2 separate regions of the Homo sapiens genome follow, and region 2 is linked to region 1. The links are chromatin contacts, found by Hi-C or POLR2A ChIA-PET in ENCODE. All regions are on one chromosome and are shown on one strand. Each heading gives the region's core, a stretch centred on a gene start or an enhancer-like site at or near the end of the contact. The rest is flanking DNA. Distances are from core to core; before and after follow the strand shown. Region 1 overlaps LOC105375167 (a long non-coding RNA gene). Region 2 holds the start of MEOX2 (mesenchyme homeobox 2).

Region 1 (6,518 bases), core at 1,763-4,262:
TAGCACAGGACTTCAGGGGACAATCTGCAGGTTATGGAAGGTGAGATTACCACCTAGAGTTGAGGGTATGGGACTGTCACCCCTTTGGGCCCTGAAGGTGGGGTTGCCATTCCAGTGGGCCTGCAAATTTGGCCCAGATGGCACAGCATTTAGACAAAGAGAATTATTCTCCAGCCTTAAGATCTAATGGAATTTGTTTAGCTAAATTTTGGATTTGCTTGGGATTCACTACCTCTTTCATCTTTACAATGTCTTCCTTTTGGAATGGTTTTTCTATTCTTTTTCACCAAGCATTTTGGCCGCACATAACTCTTCTGGATTTGCAGATTCAGAACTGGAGAAAAAATTCATCTCAGGAAGAATCTGTCTTGAGTCTCACTCATACCTGATTTAGACAATGTTTAAATGAGACTTTGGACTTGGAGTTGATGCTGAAATAAGGTAGGACTTTGGGGGCTGTTGGGCTGGGATGAATATAACTTTACATGTGAGAAGGAAATAAATGTGGGGGGCAAAGGGCAGAATGTATGGACTGAATTGTATCTCCTTTCAAATCCTCTATGGATTTGCCTGTTCTAGACATTTCATGTAAATGACATCATATAATACATGATGTTTTCTGATTGACATCATTTAGAACAATGTGTTCAAGATTCATCCATATTGAAACATGTATCAGTACTTTATGCATTTTTGCTGAGATATTCCATTGAGTAAATATATCACTTTTGTCCATTCATCAGTTAATGAACAATTGGGTTGTTTCTACTTTTTTGGCTATTTTGAATAATGCTGTTATAAACATTAGTGTACAAGTTATTATCAGACATATATTTTTATTTTTAGGGGAAATATAATTAGGAGTGGAATTTTTGGTCATACAGTAACTCCAGATTTAGATTTTTGAGAAACCACAAAACTATTTTCTAAAGTGTATCTACAGCTTTTCATCATCCCATGAGAAATGTATGAGCTGCAATTTGTTATTGTCCATCCTCTTTATTTAGCCATGATAGTAGTATTAAGTGGTATCTCCTTATGCTTTTGATTTGCATTTTCCTAAAACTAATAATGTTGAGTGTCTTTTCATGTAGAGACAGGGTTTCACCATATTGGCCAGGCTGGTCTTGAACTCCTGACCTCATGATCTTCCCTCCTCGGCCTCCCAAGTGCTGGGATTACAGGCTTGAGCCACCACGCCCAGCCCTCATCATAGTTTTAATCACAACTTCTTTCATTCTTTCTTCTGACCCGTGATGATTCCTTTGCTTTTCTCTATCATTCCATCTTATCAAACTCCTGCCAGCACATTCCCAGAAGGCAACACACAAAAAGGAACTTGTGAGGCTTTTTAGGATTTTTTTTTAATACTTTGTTTTAGTACTATGACATTTGCCATCACTTAGTCAATTTGGTTTTGCAAGGCAAGCTCTCTGAAGCTGGTTAATTTTGCTTAGATACCCTTTCTACAGTTTTCTTCCAGGCAGTTTCTGGGTGCCTGGAGTTCAGCTGGAGTGAGTCTCAGGCAAGGACTGTCTAGTGGCAGAACATTTACACATGAGGATAAAACTAAATTAAAAAAAAACAATATAACTAATTAATGTAACAGCATAAATTATATATGCTCTTGGTAATTAGTTATGTTTACATAGCAAATTAACTCATGATCTTAAAACAAATTTGTGCCCTTCCAATAACCTCTCCAATGTGGGAGAAGTCTAAATACTGATGGAAAAATAAATGAGGTAAAATAAATATTTTTTATTCAGTTAACTGTGAATTTTCTTAATAGCCCAAGTAAAACTAGTGCTTCTGGTTTCCAGCTGTGTAGTTCCTGTCTGCAATTTTTTTTTAAATGACCTTTTTCGTTCACAGTGGTCACATAAACCTGGGATATCCTCTTTAACTTTAAATTACAGATTATCAGTATCAGGCTGGAATTAAGTCATAAAAGATTATTGACTGATTCATTAGGGCTGATGCTGTAATGTTTCTTCAACTCATAAAATGCATTTACTATGAAGCCAGAGATTCAGAGATTTTTTTGATACACAGATTTTTCCATGGTAACAGAGATGATCTTGTCATTTTGTAATTTACTAGACTGAAGTAAGGCCCAGGCCAAGCACGTGTTCAAAAAAATTGGCGGATGCTCACAGCTTGCAGAACAAATTCCAGCCCAAAAGTAAAGGCATTACAAATGCCTAAAATTACAATCTTTATCTCTAAGGCAGGTGTTTCAAAACTGGAGTCGTCCCAATTTTTTTTTTCCTTCTTGGTTATTGTTTTACTACAAGAATTTGAAAAGGATATTGAAGATAAAGCAGGTGTTAGATAAGATTCCTCACCAGGAATGACTCATCAAGAGCCAATCAGGGGTTTTCTATCTGTGAACATGACCAGGGTGGTGGCTTGGGTATGGCTATAAAAATTCCCTTCACAAAAGAAACAAATATTTTTAAACAAAAATTTGAAATAATCCCCACTTTAAGGAAAAAAAGAATCTCCATAGTCACTTGCACTAATTAGATTCCAATGAATCTGTTACCATGTGAACATAAAGTGAGCAGTTCTGACTTTGTCTATTACATTAAGGTGTATTAGATCCTTAAAATTTTAAATTTGATTAGATGATACACTAAATATCTTAGTACATTTAAATAAAACATATCAAAATGAATTGTTAAAACAAAATATATTAACCAAAAGAATGAATCAGTAGCAAAAGGGAACAAACATAGAGTTTAAGATGTTCAACACTGGAGTCTTCCAGAACTATGCTAAGTTATTTTTCCTTGGAATAAAACTGATTAATAGATAATATCAAGACAGAGGTTCATTGGCCCCTTTGTCATTCACCTCCGCTGGGAATTATGGCAAAGAACAGTTGCCCTTGTTAACCTGTGAACATTTTTCACTCTCTTAGGTCATTGACTCTAGCTCAGGGGTCCAATTTTCCTTTCATTCATTAAGCACATTAGGAAGCAGAGTTCCTAACCCTTTCCAGTCTAAATGTGGAACAATCACATCCCCTCACAATCCACTGCCAGCGTGCTGGGACCTTTACGTTTCACTGTGCTCTCGCAGTGACGCAAGTTTCTAACAATTGAAGGATATTAACTCAAAAACTTGTTTTCTAATTGGAGGAGCTCAAGGGATTTCAAATAAATGAACTTGTATAAACTGGAAGCTGATACATGTGCCTTTCCAATTATTTTTTTGTTCAAATTAGAGGAGAGGGCACTGCTAATCTCAGAAAGCAGATTTCAGAAATTATTTTAGCTATGAAGCCAACTCTGAATAACAAAACTGAGCAGTTATGAATTGTTTAGATAACTGAAAAGATATAATCATGTCTTTCATCTTAGTAAAGATACCATATATTCAGAACAATGTCATTTTATTACTTAAATATGTGCATGTTATTAATCCATTGGATTACTTTTATTTCACCAATAAGAAGCAAAGGAAATGTCCAATTGAATATTAGATGTTTGCTAGACCTTTCTACTTTCCTCTAATTTATATAAGCTAATTGTGAATTTTTTGAAACACAAAGTGTTTATTTGTAATTATGATCAAAATATTGTCTCTATTAGTAAACAATTTACTAATAAATCTATATTGTTAGCATCATCATGGAACAACTTCCCACACTATTTAAGTTAAGCACATCACCTTCAAGAGACTGAAATGAATGTGTCCAGCAGGCTTTCAAGGAACTTTCAAACTGTGCACTGCCATGTTGAGTTAAAAAAATTTGATTTAGAAGAACGATAGGGAAATCTTCAGTGTTCTTTTTCATTTTCTATATCTCACAGGAGGGATAGAGAGAGAATATGTATTTGAGAAAAAGAGAGAGAGAGAATAAGTATCTGAGATAGAGAGAGAGAGACAAAGAGAGAGAGAGAATATGTATCTGAGAGAGAGAGAGAGAAAGAGACAGAGACAAAGACAGAGAAGGTAGGGGCTCATATAATTAAATCTCTATTCAGATAATATTAGATACTTCTTATAAAGAATGAGATTTAGGCCTCTTCTTAAAATCTATAATTGATCTTCACAAGGGGAAATTTTCATTAAGAAAATATTTTATTTTATTTTTAATGTAAAATTATATGTTAATATATAAATCTATCAGAAAATTTGATATTAAAAAGCTGCCAGTTCTCACCAGCACACACACACACACACACACACACAAAATATCTCCAATGGCAAAATAATGTTTTATACTTAAAAATTTTTTTCACTCACCTCCTAAAATTAAGACACTCACTGGTCCAGTTGGTAAAGTGTGCATATTTGGGTATAAGATTGTAATCATTAGCTACTCATTTAAACATGTTGTTCAAGTTACAGAAGTGATTCATGAAGACACACGTGTTGTATAATATTTATACAATACATAACACAACGAGGCCACTAGTTCTGCAATATATATTACCAGTAGCAAAAATTTTTGAAAACAGTGACTCTATATTTTTTATTCTCTTATGTGTTCTACAAATATTTATTTTGTAGTGTATGACAAATGACCAATTTACAATTTCAATGAAACCATATGAGATCCCCATTTTCCAATAACTGTAATAAGATGCAATGTTATCCTTCAAATCAAATTTTTAAAATATTATGGATAACACATAATATTTTCTTGCTTTTTTATTTGCCTTTCTGTTGATATTAATTTGAGCATATTTCAATACATTTTCAAACTACTTATGTTACTACTACTTACATTATTTTAAACTACTTTTAAATGCCTCTGTATGTTTTACTTGTATATTTTAGGTTATTTTTATTTTTATATTTTGTTTTACCAGAACTTTTTATATAGTCTCTGCAGGGTAGTTACATTGAATGTTTTATTTGGTCAAGTTATATTTACTAAAGATGCTTCTTGTAACTAAAGCTAGTTATTATTTTTTGTCCTAGGAAAAGAATAATAAGACATCCCATTAAGGGGCAACAGAATTAGAATAAGTAAATGAATTAATATAGAAGACAATTTCTGTAAAAAACAGAGATTATAAACAAATTATAATAGGAAGTCTTAGTCATTACTAAGGGTCATACAAAATGGTACAGCCACTTTGGGAGATGGTTTGGTAATTTCATACAAAACTAAACATACTCTTACCATACAATCAAGCAATCGTCCTCCTTGTGATTTGTCCCCAGGCTCTGAGCTCACCCCTATGGCCCCAGGCTCCAGGACTGCCCAGCACACCCAGGTTCCAGACACACTGCAGCACCAGACCAGCCCTCATGGCTCCAGGCTCCAGGCCAATCTCAGCACCAGGCTGATGACGGCCCTAGACTAGCAAACCCATGATCCAGGCCTGTCTCCGTAAACTTTGGCACTTGCCAGCCACCATGGATCTAGGCTACACATCCTGCCCCTACAGTCTCAGATTCCAGGCCAGCCTTTATGGAAGCAAGACCCTGTAACCTTCCCCCATGGTCCAAGGCTATAAGCTCACCTAATAGGAACCCAGACTGGCCCCCCCATGGACACAGGATCAGGCTTGTTTCCATGGATCTGGTGCTAAGCTCACTCTGATTCCAGGCTGGTGATTGCAGACTCAAGCTCAAAGCTTATTCCATTGCCAGGTCTCCCACGATGGACCCAGGCTTCAGGCTAGCCATTCAGTAGTCAGACCCACTGTATTAGTCCATTTTTACACTGCTCTAAAGAACTGCCCAAAACTGGGTAATTTATAAAAGAAAGAGTTTTAATTGACTCACAATTCCGCATGGCTTAGGGAGGCTTTGGGATACTTAAAATCATGGCAGAAGGGGAAGCAGGAATGTCTTATATGGTGGCATGTGAGAGAGCATGTGAAGGACGAACTGTCAAATACTTATAAAACCTTCAGATTTCATAAGAACTCATTCACTATCATGAAAACAGCATGGGGGAAACTGGCCCCACGATCCATTTACTTCCCACCAGGTACCTCCCTTGACACATAGGGATTATGGGTATTACCATTCAAGATGAGATATGGATGGAGACACAGAGCCAAGCCATATCACCCACCATATGAAACCTAGTGAAAGGCCGTCCCCTGTAGACCCAGGATCTAGCCCAATACCCACAGATGTAGACACCAGGACCACCTACATTGACCCAAAATCCAGGCCCATGGAGTGGACCCAGGACCTGGCTCAACCCTGGAGACCCAAGCTCCAGAGAAACCTGCTCACTGACCCAAGCACCAGGCCAGTCTACCTGAAGACTTCAGCAGCAGTCTCTGGACAGGCTGCCTGATAAGGGCTTTTCCTGCTAAATCCAGTCTGTAAAGACTGGAAAATGTGCCTACTTCAAATGCACAGAACCAGTGCAAGAGCACAAGGATCACAAATAATCAGGAAAACATAACACCACCAAAGAAACAAAATAAAGCACCAATAACTGAACCTAAAAAATATCTGACAAAGGATTCAAAATAATCATTTTAAAACAGCTCAGTGAGCTACAAGAGAATACATATAGATATATAAACAAAAAA
Region 2 (5,599 bases), core at 2,709-5,208, 79 kb before region 1:
AATGTAATTGAAGCCAAGCAATTCACACTATTTATAGACATTTTTCAGAATCACCTGCTTTGTAGTGATTTTTTTCAGCAGTTGTAAAGTTTTGATTTTTAAGAGTCCCTTTGAAGACGTGGCAGATGTTGGCTTTGCTAATAATGCTGGAAAGCGTAGCAGGTTCAAAGTTACAAAAATGTTTAACACATATAAAATATAATGGTGTGTTTTTCTATTAAATTTGGTTATTTTCAATTGTCAATAAACTTACATAAAGGAAGCCTAAAGTCCATAAATATTTGCTTCCAAAACATGAAGCTGCTAGAGTTTGCATATGTGTGTGTCCATGTGCATTTGTGGAGGGAAAGTGCATAAAATATATGCTAGAGAAGCTTACGTATTATAGTTTTAAATCGTTACTATGAATAAAATTGTAAGGTTTATAAATATTTAAGCTGTTTTTCAATACTTTCTGGTGCTTAAAATTCTATTAGAATTTAACACGGTAATTAGAATTAGCACATACACATACAGTCTAAGTATTAGATGCAGGGATACAGAATTTTGGTCCTGACTTTACCCTGGATTTATGTACTGAATTTTCTCTCAACCATAAATGCAAAGTAATTATAAACTACCTAACAAAATACAAATGATCTCACTATATAGGATGACATTTTTATCTAATACAATTTTAAATTTCAGGAGTTCCGAAATCACTTCAATTTTATATTTTAGAAATATTGAAATACTAAAATGTGCTATAAGCAATGAGAGATATACGTATTAATAGCATACCAGGATCATAATCATTTTCAATATTGTTTTAGTTTGTGCTAGATCAAGATGTCTATGAAATAAAATATCTTTGAAGATAATTTATGGAACACCTAATGCAATTGTTACACGAGAAAGATATCTTTAATTTAAATCTATCTCAATATCTGACAAATATACCTTCAGCTGAAATTGGCAAATAAAATTTTATTTTCAATAAGTGTACATAGATTTAAACAGAAACTATTGTGATTTTCCTTTTAGTCAATATTTCTTCAACATATCAAAGGAAAGAAAAGCTCATTCTAAATCCCCAGTATTTTTATCCTTGGTGATGACTAATTGTACTTTCCACTGAAGTTTTAATCTGTTAATAATTTATGTAGCTGACACAAACACTTATATTTGCTTGTTTTTCCAGTACCCTCATTATCAGCTTCAAAATGTAGAAATGAATTTAATTTTGTTAAATGGTTATTTCCCACTAAGTTGGGGGGGAGAGATAAATTAGTTTTGTTAAATTATTCCATTTTTTAAAAAAATTATTAAAATAAATTAAGGGAATCAGTTATTGAATTCCGTTTTCTCAGTTTTCCCCAAACAAAATAACATGTGCTTGTATGAAAATTGTTTGCCCTGAGAAACTTAAGGGCAATGGCTCAGTTCAGGAAGCATGAAGAACAATCTATCATGTAGGTTTCTCATTGCAAGAAATAAAATGAACCGTAAGAGCTTATGGGAATTGCAAGAGTACGCTCATCAACCCGAACTGGGATCTGCTTCCAAAGTTACACTGATATCAAATGTTCAGTTTATGAAATTGTCACTGCATTCTAAAATCGACTGTTTTTCTAATAAAAATTGAAACCTTTTTGCTATGATTAACCTTTCAACTCACTATCTAAAGAGAGTTTCACTTATAGTTAGGAAAATACATTAAATATCAGTGACACTACTGGTAATTTTCTTATAAAAACTAATTTGTGATGGAACATTAAAAGTTCACCCCCTGACCTTGGAAAATAAAAGTTAGCTTTTGAGACCGTGAGAGAAGAATCCATCCTATAGTAACGCTGAAGAACAATTGATATTGCTGTGAATGGTGAAGGAATATTAAATATGCGGCCAATCATTTTCATTTATGTGGCATCTTACCTAAAGCTTTACACACGATCAACATTTTTCCAATCCTTCAAACCAACATATGGGATTACCTTCTAGGACTATTATTAACCCAATTCCACAGAGGAAGAAAAATATGCAAATATTATATTAAACAAATGACACCTTCCAAAAGTATTTAATCCAGGTTGCACTATACCCACGAAAGAAAACTCACAAGTCTCTTAATTTTAAAGTATCTTTTAACAATTTTATAAAAATACAGGTAGGTAAGAGCTTTGAAAACTTGTCTGGAAACTTTGAGTTTCTCTGGATTGCTACAATTTATTCGGCACGTTGTGCCTTCAAGCACCAGAGGTCAGGAAGGTTCCCCTTTTGCATGGCTGCTCAAATTATCCCCACTGAAATCAGCGCCTCCTGCGCGCACCCTTGCATACCCCTTTAGACACGTATCTAACTAACAGTACCCGAGTTGCTGTTGCTTCGCAGTATTTGTCTCTACTAATACCCACTTGGTAGAGGGATTTATTTTCCACTTTTGAAACTTAGGTTCTGTAATTAGCTTACACCACATGGACATGTACTATTAAGGTTCGTCTTTCTTCCAGTGTGAGCATCTATTTATTTACAATTCTCTGACACATTCCTTAAAATCTGAATTCCTAGATAATGTCTTCTTCCCCAATAAAGGGAAAATTTTACCATTTGAAATAGGGTGCTATTTAAAGAACGCTGAAATAAGAATGTTAAAAAAAAAAAACTGAAACTTTTTTTTCTCATGCGCTCTGCCAAGTTCCATTGCAAGTTCCAAACATTGTGCAATAATTTGGAAATCCAGTTAACGATGGGAAAAATCGAGCCACTCAGAGTCGGCAACTTGCAAGAGAAAAGTCAAGAAGCGGCACCCGCACGCACGCCTGCCCAACGGACGCTGCATCCCTGGGCGCACGCCCCTCCCTCCCCAGCGCTGGGATGGAAGGTCACGCTTCACAATCGATTTCACAGCCACTTGTCCTTTTTTATCAACCTTCTGGTAAACTAGTTTAGGACTTTGGAGGGCTTAGAGCTGCTGGCTGTATACGCATTGCTCTCGAATAAACACGTGTCCCCAAATATCAGGACCAAAGCTTCACCGCCGAATTTGGCCGCAGGAAGCCACAGAGGGCAACACATTCCCATCTTCCCTGCTGCCACCCTCCAGTGCGAGAATCTCCCCTAGTATCTCTCCGCCCCTTTTCCAGCCCGGCGCGCACTCTCGAGGGTGCCTGGCGCGCCCTTACCTGAGCTGTCGCTTTTCCTCTTGCCGCCGCTTCGCTTCTCCGCCTCCGCAGGTGACAGTGCCTGGCGGCCGTAGTCCCCCGGCGCGCACGCGGCCCCAGTCGGGGTGCTGGAGCCCAAGCTGGAAGAGTTGGAGCACAGGACGGGCGGGCTGCTCCCCAACTCTGGGGGCCCTCCAGAGTCGGGCTGGAGGCAGAGGCTGTGCCGAGCCGCACTCGGTGGGGAAGACATCTGCGGGAGGTGCCAGTTGGTTTGCAGAGCCTGGTGCTGCTGCTGCTGATGGTGGTGATGGTGGTGGTGGTGGTGGTGGTGGTGGTGCCCCCTGTGATGCTGGCTGGCAAACATGCCCTCTTCGTTGGGGTATCCCGCGATTATGCAAGATGAGGAAGAAGTAGAGAGCTCGGGGTAAGACATATGGTCAGATCTTCCATGGAGGGCGAGAGAGGATTGGGAGAACGGGTGCAAGCCTTGCGCCGTGGCGTGAGGGCTGCGCAGGCAGCCAAAGAGCGGGTGTTCCATAGCATGCAAGTTTCGGGTTCCAGGCAGAAGACTTCACGGCGGTTCCAAAGGCCACCACCCTCTGTCACTTTTTCACTGGAAACCGTGTGATTTTTTTTTTAACCTCCCAAAGCAATAGCGGTGCACTTCTGCAGAGCTCGGATAATCCCGGTCCTGAGCCCCAGCGGCCAGTCTCCTTTACATATGAACAGTCGGACCTGGAAGAGCTTCCCTGAGCTACTCAGATGTCAAGAGTGGGAGAGGTTGAAGCCAAAAGAAGGTGGTCCCAGAGAACTGCTTTCAGGGGGAAATGGCTCTGAGAAGTTATAAATAGAGTGTAACGTGAGCTGGGGGCTGGCTTAGGAGCCCAGAGTTGACCACATGCAAACTCCCTCCAAAACTCCCGCTCAGCCTGCGCCACGCGCTCCCAGTTCCACTTCCTATCTCCTGCTGGACGGACGTAGAGCGTCCACGCCCGCCCAGCACTGCCGGCTGCCAGGACTACAAGCGGCACGCCAACGTCTAAGTCCCGCCCGGGAGGGCAGCAGCTCTGCCCTCCAGACTCTGGAGGCCTGGGCGCGGCGCACACCACCCCCAACCTAGCACCCTGATTCCTACCTACTCACTTTCCTCTCGGGGAAACGTGACTTGTCAGTGTCATTTGGGAACTGTCACCTGCAGAAAAGCTAGGGATACGCCTATCCTTTCAGGAACACGAAAGAAGTAATAGGGTTAAAGGAAAAGACCAGAGCTAGTTTGGCGCACCCTCGAAGTTTTTCAAACTTTGCATCTTCCCGTGCCCCGGGCGCCGCAGCGCGCCTAGGTTTTCGCAGCTGGTTTCTGTCGGTGGGTTGTTAATAGGCTGGGACGCCAGATCTGAGGTTGCGGGGATGAGCACCATGGCCTGGAAAAGGCGGTTCTCAGTGCAGAAAGAAGACGGACCTGGTTGGGTGGGTGGGAGGAAGGCGTGAGTCTGAAAGGGTTGCAGATGCCTGCTCCCTGGCATCCTCACGTGCGATGCCAGGTGGAGGCTCCCTTCCCCCTCTTTCCCGGTCCCGCTCAATTTCCTAGCCACTTGTCCACCAAGAAGAACTTTTCCTGGGTCAAGAATATTTCCAAGCGATTGTGTCCCGGTCATATGAGATGTGTAGATTGCACGCGCATTTCTAGCCTTTCCCCTCAGGAGCTAGCCCAGATCTCCTCGGTTTCCTCCAGAAATCCACTCTCTTCTGCTCAAAAATAAATCCGCTAATGCATTCCTTACCACCAGGGTTCCATTTACTGAGAATTCTTACATTTCGATAGCTCCCAAAATTCACTCACCGTGGGCACTTGGTTACAATTTTGCACCCCTGAAAATAAAATAGAAAACTCGCCTCTAGTAAGCATGCGAGAGCGAGGGCAGGGCTTTGAAGCTGCTACTTGCTTGGCGGGCGACAGGGTCCGCTGGGGGCAGAGTCGTTTACACACAAGTGAGTGGCGCTGTAATGAGCAGGAGGAACAGTCATGTCCCATCTGCGACCTGTCGCATCAGGAGAATATCTGTAGTCACCTATTCTGCCCGGGGCCCCAAATGCGCCACCAGCAGTGTCGCCCCGTTTTTTCATTGTCTCAGGTGTCCAGAGGATGATGACCAGGTCTTTGAAGTTGTTAGTGGGATTAATGGGTACAGCAAACTGGGCTAGACATCTGGTTTGAATTAGGAAAAAGCATTGATTAATCTTTGAGAGGTGTCCCCAAAGCAGAACCTTTCCCCTCCTCTTCCAGTCCCCTTGCTTAAGCCTCACTATCTTCTTTTCTTTTAAGTCACACTGCAGAATAGTGGCTTCGCAATAACATCCGTGTGAAAGATCGAATTGTTTTCTATTGCTCAGAGGTGGGGTGGAGTGGGGGTTGATCAGGAATTCTGAGATTTGTAAGCGCTGCTTTCTTTAACGGAAAT

Evidence for each region. Hi-C counts contacts between places; a loop is a spot of excess contacts on that map. ChIA-PET counts read pairs that join two places held with the same protein, here RNA polymerase II (POLR2A). Pooled maps may share reads with other maps.
Region 2: a map of heart right ventricle shows a loop between it and region 1 (4-fold over the local background). The contact joins the promoter of MEOX2 here to the enhancer-like site in region 1. A Hi-C loop is called at or near these places in 6 of 168 maps with a recorded cell type or tissue (Right ventricle myocardium inferior, endothelial cell of umbilical vein, heart left ventricle and 2 more) and 7 of 50 pooled maps. POLR2A ChIA-PET finds 5 or more read pairs at or near these places in 1 of 52 experiments (naive thymus-derived CD4-positive, alpha-beta T cell).

Annotation. Positions count from the first base shown.
Region 1 is chr7:15,762,944-15,769,461 of GRCh38, forward strand. The region is part of intron 2 of LOC105375167 (a long non-coding RNA gene); the gene reads right to left. Among named protein-coding and RNA genes, the nearest start is that of LINC02587, 78 kb to the left of the region's middle. Within about 2 kb of position 3,013, at least 3 of the 41 ENCODE cell types and tissues checked have a DNase peak (open chromatin) inside an H3K27ac peak, as active enhancers do; they include heart right ventricle, where a contact is called at or near this core.
Region 2 is chr7:15,682,725-15,688,323 of GRCh38, forward strand. It overlaps MEOX2 (mesenchyme homeobox 2), which reads right to left and starts at 3,959. Exons shown (of 3, transcript NM_005924.5): 1 at 3,162-3,959. The coding sequence starts at 3,678. RefSeq lists an enhancer at 2,323-3,155.